Regions from separate parts of the Homo sapiens genome. Here region 1 is linked to region 2. A link is an interaction called in ENCODE POLR2A ChIA-PET data of the cell type or tissue named here. Cell type or tissue: A673. All regions are shown on one strand. Links, peaks and the distances in the headings refer to the core of each region. The heading gives the core; the rest is flanking DNA.

Region 1 (5,384 bases), core at 317-5,316, 73 kb before region 2:
TGTTCTGTGTTGATCCTGTGCTCTGAGACCCTCCCCTCCCTGCAGCCTGGCCAGGACAGCACTGCTTTTCTGGCTGTATGGCTGTCTTGATCCGTGGACAGATCTCTGTGCTGCTCTCTGTGCCAATTTGGAGGCAGCCATGGCCAGGATTTTTCTTATGGCAGCTCTGCTGGTTGTGATTCTTGTCTGTACATCCCTGCCAGTGATATGCGTTCCATGAGGTTCTCCTTGACTTGGTGAGAAACCAGAAACAGTGTAATAATGAGCAGGAAAGAGCTGTGCTGGCTTCTGGAGAACTTTCACAGCCAGGTGTCTTTCACAGGGTAATGTGATGTATCCTTGTGCCTGCTGCCATGGAGAGGGAAGGAAGGCTGGGAGCTTCTTGCTTGCATTACCCAGCCCTGCCTGGCCGGGGCCATTCTAACTTCCTACATGGGCATCCTAGAGGCTGCATAACAATAAGGACCTTCACCATTTCCATATGGTCATTCCTTGCAGCATTTATCAATTGTCAAAATTTCAAAACTCTGCATTGAGCTATAAGAAACAGACCTGCATTAAGCAAGTCTCCAGCAAGGATCTGAATGCAAGTCACTTATTTGGGAGGTGACCCCAGGAAGCATTGTTGCATGATCCCACTGGAAAAGTCTAGGAGCCAGAGTAGGTCATGTGATTCAGAATTAGCCCACCTGGTGGGGAGAGCTACACCACCTCACCTACTCTCCATCATTGCTGGAGGGCTGCTGGATAGGGGGAGGTTGCCCCTCTAGCACTTGCAGCCTACTTTTTGGGCAGGCAAAATAAGCTCTGGCAGCTGAAGGAAGTACTTAGGTACTAACAGGCAGACACTAGCAGTTGGAAGTCAGGCACGGGGGCACTGGCAGCCTCTGTAAGTCCTCTGAGCTCTCCTCCCCCGCGCCTTCACCCACTGTAGTCTTCAGAGAGCCTTGCTTCCATAACAGAACAGGACTGGGCTCATTTTGGGCCCACTCAGAGCCGGGAGCCTGGGAGGGTTAGGCACTGACGAATGGGCTGCTGCTGGCCCCTTACAGCCCTGTGTGGTGTGGGCTGTGTTAACCAGCACACGAGGCCTAGGCCACTCAGCACAATAGCTTTTTCAACATACTGTCAGGGGTGCCCTCCAACCAAACCCATGTTCCTGAAGCCGAAGTCAGCCTCAGCTCCTTCCTTAGCATAGCTTTCTAGATTTGGGAACATTGTTGGTGTCTCTTTAAGTCTCCAACAACAGTCCCCACTGACTACACTGGGCCTGCCCATTAGGTTGTAGCCAGGACTGATCTGTTGGTCCGCTCACATGTGCTTTGTGTGGGTTTGAGCTTCGTTCAGCAGATTCCCAACACAAGGAGGTCGCGCACACTGATGGAGAAGTAGTGCATGCAGTTGAGGCTGCACTTACAAGAGGTTCAGAGTGGTGGCTGTTTTCCAGTTTCCAGCTCCCAGTGCTCTTGTGTTTGTAGGACTGTGACACAAAGATGGCGCTCAAAGTCTTAGGATGAGGGTGTGGTCTCCAGGAAATAAGGAGAACCATGCTTCTTTTATTTCAGCCTCTGTAGCCTCCAGACAAAGCATCATTGTTTTTTAATTAATCAATCAATCAGCCAAGTAACAAATGTTAATTAGGGAGCCCCTTTGCCAAGCAAAGTGGCAGATGCTGAAGAAAATGCACAGATGTTGGAAAGGGTTCTTGCCTTTGGCAAATTTGCAGTCTAGATGAAGAGACAAAATTTATAATGTGTGACTCTAAGGTAGTGTGACTTAATTTTTAAAACAAACATGCCAGAATTTTTCATGGCTGATTTTCCCTCATATGTTCCTACATTAAATATTATCATTTCCAGTTATGTAATGTTTATATTATAGTTACACAGCTTTGCACTGTGACATGTTTGTGGTAAGTACAGTGGACAGCAGAAATGTAAAAATGAGATGATTTTTCCCAGCCACCACACAACCAGAGGGTATCCTCCTTGATCACTACATAGGGAGGCAACATTTTAATTGCATGTACACAGAGTCTAAAGACAAGGTTAGACAAAATGCTGATGGTGCTAAACTACAAACAGAGCATGGAGGCAAATTTATTTCACCATTGTTGGATGCTATATCTTGATCTTGTATAGAACAGAGGATTTTATTCTTCCAAAAGCCTAATTTATGAGGATTCTTTCTGTATACAGAGGGGAGCTGACTTCTAGAGACACAAAGTATTCATGTGAGCTAAGTAATATATATATATATATTTTCTTTTAGCCTCACATGACTGTACTGGGTAAACCTTACTCTCCTCCCCTTGAGAGGAGACTGTGGCTCCAAGAGCTTAGGAAGTTGCCCAACATCGCACACCCAGAAGTCAAGGCAGGTTTGAATGCTGGTCGCTGGGACACCATGGTCATATAATCTACTGCCTTCACCTAGTGAGATGTCTCCAGTCAGCTAGGGCTGCCATTCGTATAGGCCTCTCTCTTATTTAGTTGAAAAGAAGAACCATGTCAAAAGCCTCATCAGGATTTTGCTCCCAGGAGAATCACAGAGGATGCCTGGCCGGGGCTGGGCTGGGGCCCTGGCGGGGGCCACCATCATACTTGCTCTCTTTCCCCAGACACGGGGGCCGAAGTGACATTATTATTGGAGAGTAACAGCCAAATCTGTGCTATCAATGTAGATTCAAAAATCCAAATGCAATTCTTGGCATGAGAGATCGAGAGCAGGGGAAAGGATGAGAGAAGTCTAATGAAAGAGCCAGCGCTGTGTCAATTCCACTTAGGAAGAATCCAGAGAAGTCCTTTCTTGTGTCTGCATTGTCATCTGCTCTCCTCCTGCTGTGCCGGCTTTCTTTTCCACTACCCCTTCCCCTCAGTATGCATCTCCACTTCTTTCTCCTCTTTTGTTCAGTTTAGCAGGAAAGATCTTTGGAGCAGAAGGAATAGGAGCCTTTAGCAAGCTCAGATATCAAATAATTTTTCACCTCCCTGTAATTGAAATCACAAGATCAGGATTTTCTTCCCTCCAGCCGGCTCCTCTCTTGTTCTCCAGGATCACAGGTGGAGCCGGGCGAGGGTGCTATTGACTTCCCCACTGCTTGTCATGTGGCGGACGGATGCACCAGCCAGGAAGGGATCTGACTCTCAGATGAATTCTTTTATCCTCAAAGGGGCTTCCTGCAAAGGAAACCATTAGTGTTTTGCTATTGGGTTTCTACTCCCCATGGTGTCTAAGAAACCATTCATTTAATTTTGTGACATTTTGAGTGGATTTGGAGAGCTAAGCCCATTTGAAAAGCCCTGTTCCTGTCGAGGAGCACAGAAGGAATGCAAATAGAGTCCAAATGGCCAAACCACCAGCAGCTGATTGTGGCCAGCCTGGCCCTGGGGGATTTCTGCACCTCTCTTCTGCCTTCCGGACATACATCATGGGCTCCTGAGTCCATTCAGCAAGACTGAACCCAGCCCCTTGCTTGTCATGCCAGGATGGACTCCAGAACACAAGAAAACCAGCTTCAAGTTCAGCAGCAGAGACACCGTAAAAAATTAAGTCTCATGTTGTAAAGAGAGCCATGCTATATATGTTCCTTCCTAAGCGCTTTCTGGTGGATGGAGGGAAGGAAGGTGTCAAGGTGGTTGGGAGCAAGTGCTCTGGGGTCGGCAAGTCTGGCTGGAGGGTCAGCTCTTTCCCGCCCTGGCTGTGTGACCTGGGCAAGGTCACAGCCATGCTGTTGAAAAATGCAGGGGTTGCCTGCCCTGAGGGGTTGTTCTGAGGCCACAGATGAGATAGCTTATTAACACGTTTAGCACAGTGCTGGTACATAGTAAAACCACAGTCCATGTTAGGTGTCACAGATACTGTTTCCAAGATTGCTCTTACTTTTCTGCTAGTTGTTGACAACAATTTGTCCCATGTCCCTTCTTTTCCTAGACCAGCACTGTCCAATAAAAATGTAATGCAAGCCACATATTTAATTGCAAGTTCTCTAGTAGCCACATTAAAAAGTAAGAAAAAACAGGCAAAATTAATTTTAACAATATATTTAAAGTTCCCAAAGAAAAATATTATCATTTCAGTATGTAATCCATATAAAAATTATTAATGAGATACTTTACTTTCTTTTTTTTCTTCTAGGCCTTTGGAATCAGCATGTACTTACACACACAAAGCATCTTGATTCAGATGAGCCATATTTTGACTCCTTAGTAGCCACAGGAAGGTAGTGGCTCTGCTATTGGACAGCACTGACCTGGGCTTTGGAGCCAATAGAACAGGAAATATATCTCCCTTGACAATTGTAAAAAAAGAAAATCTCATGCAAAACCACTAAATTCTTTGATGATCTCATTTTTTATTACAGGTTTTGTTTCTTTTTGAGTCAATCTTTTCCTAGATATTAGTCTATTCCATTGAGATTTTCAAATTATGTATTTAATATTTGACAATTTATTCTTCTTTGATCTAAAAACTCTCATGCTTGTGGTTATGTCCTATTTTCCATTCCTAATTTCATGAGACTAAGAGATGTTATGGCTATACACTGTAACAATATGTTACTGAAGGAAATATACACAAGTCTCTTTTGGGGGCACTAATTATGAATCTATTTTAACACAGCCTGGGAAGTGTCCTTTGTGTTTGGAAACAGAATGCTACAGTAGGTAGCTAGTCAGGCATGAACAGGGCAGGGGAGGGTTCCCCACTACCTCACCACCCCAACCAGGAGTGTTGGGTGACCATCAGGTGATGGTCAGGCCGTTGCTAACTGTCTCTCTAAAGTAATAATTGGTCACAGCCAGCGCCAGGGGAAGGCAGGCTCCTAATAGATAGAAAACACCTGAAACTGGTGATCAGCAGCTTACTGATAAGATCTCAGGAGTTGGAAGAACTAGGGCAAGACTCCGGAAGTATGCCAACATATAAAACCCCAAGTAAAGAAGTCAAAATGCACACTTGTCTTTCAAGTCACCAGCTTGGCCCTCTTCCAAGTATACTTTTCTTTCTTTCATTCCTGCTCTAAACCTTTTTTTTTTTTGGAGATGGAGTCTCGCTCTGTCGCCCAGGCTGGAGTGCAATGGCATGATCTTGGCTCACTGCAACCTTGGCCTCCTGGGTTCAAGCAATTCTCCTGCCTCAGCCTCCCAAGTAGCTGGGACTACAGGCGCGTGCCACCACACCCGGCTAGTTTTTTTTTTTTTTTGTATTTTGGTAGAGATGGGGATTCACCATGTTGCCCAGGCTGGTCTTGAACTCCTGAGCTCACGCAATCCGCCCGCCTCGGCCGCCCAAAGTGCTAGGATTACAGGTGTGCGCCACCGTGCCTGGCCTCTAAAGCTTTTTAATAAACTTTCACTCCTGCTCTAAAATATGCCATGGTCTCT
Region 2 (5,384 bases), core at 72-5,071:
CAAAGTGAAGTGTCTATCTGCAAAGCTCCTCCTTCCTATAGAGTAACTGGTAGGCAGATTCGGTCACTTTCTGAGGATGTGACTTCATATTATTTACCTCCTGTTAAAGCCATTTTCATGTCTGTGTTTTACCTAGAGAGACTGGTATTTTAGTTCTGTTCTGCAGATTTTTACAGCAACATTCTGTCTCTACAGTGGCCCAGTTATGTTACATTTATTTCCACTCTTGATTATTTTTAATAACACTTGAGGCAAATGGAGGGTGAGTGAACCATTTTCTAGTCCTCATCAAGGACAGATGGAGTATCGCTGAGGTTTGTGCAGGGCTCTGCTAGACTCTCAGTGGAGCTGCCTGTGCATCCCCTGCTGGCTCTTGGCCTAAGAGTGCCCAGGACCTCAGAGGTGTGGGCCTTGCATACTTGGCCCATGGTTGGGCTGGGGCCAGTGGGGTAGGGATAGAGCCAGCTACTAGAGAAGAAATTGGGCCATGTTGTACCATCACAAGTTCCTTCTCCCCCACAGAGAGCTGACAGGCCTTTTCCTGGAGAATTTTGATTTTTTAAGTCCAACAAAGCCAGAAATGCCCTTGATATCTAAAGAGCCAAATTTCTGGTGGTGAAATTTCATGTTTGCATTTCTTAGACACCCATCGAAGGCCCTCATAGACATGGCTACTTGAGTTACTAATCCTAAAGGCTTGAGAACAGGAGAATGCTGGGGGTCAAAGGTCAGGGACAAGCTGTGTTTCTTAGCTGGACATAGCAATCAAAAATTAGCAGGCCTGCACGTTAGTTACTGCCCATAACTGGATAAGGCCAACCCAGCCTGAACATTGAGCTTGAACAAAGAACACAGGATGGCGTGGTGTTGGCCACGGCAGAATTCCCACTTCGACACCAAGACAATCTTCCTGCTGTTGCTGAGTTTTATGACTATGATGTCATCGAATGCTGCCAACAACAGTGCTGTTATATCACAAATGAAAAGGTCTTCAAACGAACTGAGGGACCCCATTATGCCAAGACTGGAGCTTGTCATAAAAATCATCAGTCATTGATGTCTGTGAGCTTCTGAGTTGGGCCTTGAGGGAAAAGAACTGTGAAATTTGGGTTCAATTTAGTTGTTTTGATCTGGACTTCTTTATGAGTAGGGAGAATTAAATTGGCCACATGTGACCTTGTATTTAGAGGAAATCAAATCACTCAAACAAGATAATTTAGCTCCTTGCTCAACAATTCCTCCTTTTCTCTTCAACTCCAGGGTTATTGATTGAGGTCCTGCCTGAATACATTTTACTAGAGTTTAGAGAATTGTAATAGTTGCATTGTTTCTCTGGTTACAACCTCAAAATGCACTGCAGATTTCTTCAACTGAAATTGCTCCAATGTTAATATGTTGTGGGAATGAAAGACTGATTTCAGCACTTAAGCTACACCACCAGAGGAAACAGCAGTGAGGAGAAACCAAGCGCGATCATGGGACAAGAGGTCTTTTCTTCCTGTCTTCATCTGCTGATCTGCTCACCTGATATTCACTGAGCACCAAGTTTATGCCAGGTAATTGCACTAGGTGCTGAAAACAGAATAGAACCCTGGCTAAGAGGCCCATTTCAGCCCTCATGGAGCTTTGAATTAATTGTTGATGTATACTTTTTTTTTTAACCTCTAAATTACATCATTTTATTGTCATAATGACTAGCCATTTGGTGGCAGAAATGATTATCCTGCAAAATGACAAGTAAATAACAGAAGCTAGCCTAGAATTAAAAAATGGCTAATGGAATTTTACATAGTCGTTTAAATAAATATGCAAACATACAAAACAAACAAAACAATATAGAGATACATGTGCGGATATATCTGAACACCTAGTCACAGATAATGCTCTCTACTGTGTGTGATGGGGGAGGATGAGATCAGGGAGAGATATGGGGACTTCAGTGAATTTTCAAATTTTAATTTTTTAGCTGGGCACAAGGTTTGGTGTGTGTGTGTGTGTGTGTGTGTGTGTGTGTGTGTGTGTGTGTGTGTAGTACATGCAGTATATTTGAAATACACCATAAGTTAAAAGCTATCTTTGAACAGTCATGCCACAGAAAACCAGGTGTGGGCACTGAGAACTGGCAGGGCTTGCCTGTATTTGCTCTCCCCCCACCCTCATCCCCAAGTACAATCCTCTAAAATACTATCTATTTTCTTCAAAAATTCAATGTTTATTATTGGTCCCTGCTCCCTTTCTTTCCCACGTCTACATCTGTACATATGACCCTTAGTTTAAAATCACCCCAGAGAGTAAAAGAAGCTTTAGGAGAAGAAGGAAAGCAGCAATAGGTAAGTTTATACTGTCTTTGGTCACTTGCCCACCTTAAATTGAGGGTAATGTGGAGTCTGATTGTACCGTAAAGTACTCAGTTCAAAAAGCTAGTATTTATTTGGTACATTTTGTAAATTGCTGAGAATAGTATAGAAGCTGAGATCCAATGGAGAACTAACACTTACTATATGAGGGCCAGAATGAACTTTAACTCTTCAGGATTTCTGAACTACTTCCCATGAAAGTGTAGGTTAGATTCCCCTGAGGCGGAATTCAGCTGTTTTAATTACTGCTTCCAGCCTGCGTTTTATGCATTTTAATTAATGTGTTAATATTTGTTTTGTTTTTTTTTTGCCCTGAGTCAGTTATACCAAAGACACAATTTTGAAAATAAAAATAATGAAAACGTCAAATTTTCCTGTAAGTATAGATTATGTGCTCATCACAACCGAGAAATCTGATAGGACCAGACCATAATATTTGTTCTGTGTGTTTATAGCCCCGTGGCTTCAGAAAGACTCAGCTATCCAAGACAACCATCAAATCTGTCTGGACTTTAAACCTGTCTTGACTTTTAGGGACTTTCGCATAGCCAACGTGTCAATGAGCAATGCACTCTAGGACATTAGGCATATAAATTGGTAATTCATAGATTGATCTGAAATGCCAGTTGGGTGAACTGGTAGGGAGTGGAGGGCAGAAGTGTGACATCCATAAATGGATTTCATCTGATAGGCTGGGGCTCACAGTGGAAATGTAGTCATCCAAGGATAGGTTTTGCTCAGAAGCCTTTCAGAAGTGCATGTCACTACACTGACAACCACATGAGTTAGCCCTCCTGTGCTCATTGTCTGAACAATTTCTTTGCCCCGCATGCCAAAATAACAACATACAATGTTTATGTATCTGAGGAATTAGAAACATGTGGTCTGATTTGGTTTACTTATGGGAAAGAATATCTAAAGTCTATATTCTTCCAGAAATCTAATCACTGTAATTATGCTTTGAACAGATTATTTGAAATTGAAAAAAAATATTAGCATAGTATTAGGGAAAGTTTTTCATATTTAGGACTTGAAAAATCAATAAGACATGGGTTCACAAATGCTTATTATTTTTGACAGTGAATGAGACATGTGGGAGCTGCCAGGGCCCCAGATCAGGGGATGGATCACAAGACAATAATGAGAAACAACACATTTCTGTTGTGCTCATCCTGTCCCAGCACTTTACTGTGAAGTAAGCTCTGCTGTTATTCCCATTTAACAGATGAGGAAAACTGAGTAAAGTGACTTACCCAAGATCACACAGCAAGTAAGGAGCAGAGTTGGTATATCATCCTAGGCCATTAGTCCCCAATGTCCATTTTCCTAATCATTATACTGTAGTTTCTCTTACATTAAGCTTTCCTTTCACTATTCCTCCTCTCCTCCACTCCTCACCTTCCCTTGCTCACTGTCCTCTCTGTTTCTTCTTTTCCTACTTCTACCAGGCTCTCATTTTTCTCTTCTCCCACCTTGCTTCTTTATTCTCTGTTTTCCACTTCTCCTGTTTGTCCTTTCTGTCTTGATCTTTGTTCATCCTCCAGGCTCTGTTGATGTTTCACTTTCCTTTAATGGGCTTTGCCACTACAAGTTCCTGGGTATGCCCCTTTTCTCTGTGTTCCTAGTATTCTTTTTCTGTAAATAAGGAGGCCATGGCAACATAATCAGTAATGTTGCTCACTGATCTAGCATTATATGTTTACATGCAGTACACACACAGAATACTATATTATGTAGATTTAGTATACATTGAATGATTTAATTTAAAAAGAGGTAAGTCAAATATCTTCCACTTTCCAAAATAACACAACTAATGCTTACTACAATACTTGATAGTTATATCACCCTCCTGTCTTAGTCAAATTTGTGCTGCTGTAACAGAATATCGCAGACTGGGCAATTTACAATGAGCGGAACTTTACTGGCTCATGGTTCTGGAGGCCAGGAAGTCCAAGGTTGAGGGGGCGGGGGGCAGTGGCATCTAGCAAAGGCCTTCTTGCCATGTCTTCCCATGGCAGAAGGGCAAAGAGAGGGCAACAGAGAGCAAGAGAGAGGGGACTAAACTCACTTTTTTATGACAAACCCCCTCTTGCCATATCAGCATTAATCCATTCATGAGGGCAGAGCCCTCATGGCCTAATCATCTCTCACTAGGCTCCACTTCCCAGCACTGTTGCATTAGGGATTAAGTTCCCAACACATGCTCACACCATAGCACCCTTGTGTTTTTTCCTTGACAAAAAAAGAGTAATTCTCATCTATGAATAGAATTGATTTGTAAATCTGAGTATAGATTTTATTGGACATCCTTATGAGATGGTGGTAGAATATGTACTGTTCAGAAGAGTTCAGAAGCCACTGCTTCCCAGGAGAAGCATAAATGTATACAGAGGACCTGTAAGACCAGGTAACCCCCAACAGGTTGTTTAAGTCTGAGGCTCTATGACTCTAGGCAAAACAACTTAGTGAAGAGACATTGACATAAGTGTTGACTTTCCATCAATACTCTAAAAATAAACCTGCCTACTTATGTCCTGAAAGACAACTAGAGAAATTAGCATCCTCATTCATTGCCTTGGATTCAAATTCATTTCAACAAATATTCACAAGTGCCTGCTGCAGGAAGGAAGTGGGGTAAGCATTGTGGCTCCAAGAAAAATGAGGCCAGATCCTTGCCGCAGGGCTCAAGGGTCATATTAGAGATGGGTCCCTGCAGTCCCCCTGCCGAACAAACAGTGAAGCTACATCACCTGCTGGGCTGTCCACCCAGCAATTAGAGGTGGATGAGGAGGCTGCATGTTGACAACCACAAGGAAGTCATCACCATGAGTCATTTGTAAATATGTCCAACTTTATGTCAGCTCCTTGCTTCAGCAGGTGGATCATTTATATTTTCCCTGGAAGCCATCTGCTGGTTAAATGTCGAGGCTGATGTGTTTTCTGTTGCAGGGGAGAAGGTGGCTTTCCCAGAAGTAACTAGAATATGTCTGGATTTTGGCAGAGGTTCAGGAACTAGGAGAAGGATGG

The links. ChIA-PET counts read pairs that join two places held together with the same protein. Peaks named below come from ENCODE experiments on the same cell type or tissue, not always from the same donor. Only the 100,000 strongest peaks of a DNase experiment are listed, where the experiment ranks them.
Region 1: POLR2A ChIA-PET joins it to region 2 with 13 read pairs; 2 of 35 experiments call an interaction of 5 or more read pairs at or near these places.

The regions. Positions count from the first base shown.
Region 1 is chr7:42,719,079-42,724,462 of GRCh38, reverse strand. No RefSeq gene overlaps it. Among named protein-coding and RNA genes, the nearest start is that of LINC01448, 15 kb to the right of the region's middle. In A673, for the core only: a CTCF peak has its summit at 1,512; a DNase peak (open chromatin) is centred at 3,212.
Region 2 is chr7:42,645,928-42,651,311 of GRCh38, reverse strand. No RefSeq gene overlaps it. Among named protein-coding and RNA genes, the nearest start is that of LINC01448, 58 kb to the left of the region's middle. In A673, for the core only: no CTCF peak of the experiment used is centred there; no DNase peak of the experiment used is centred there.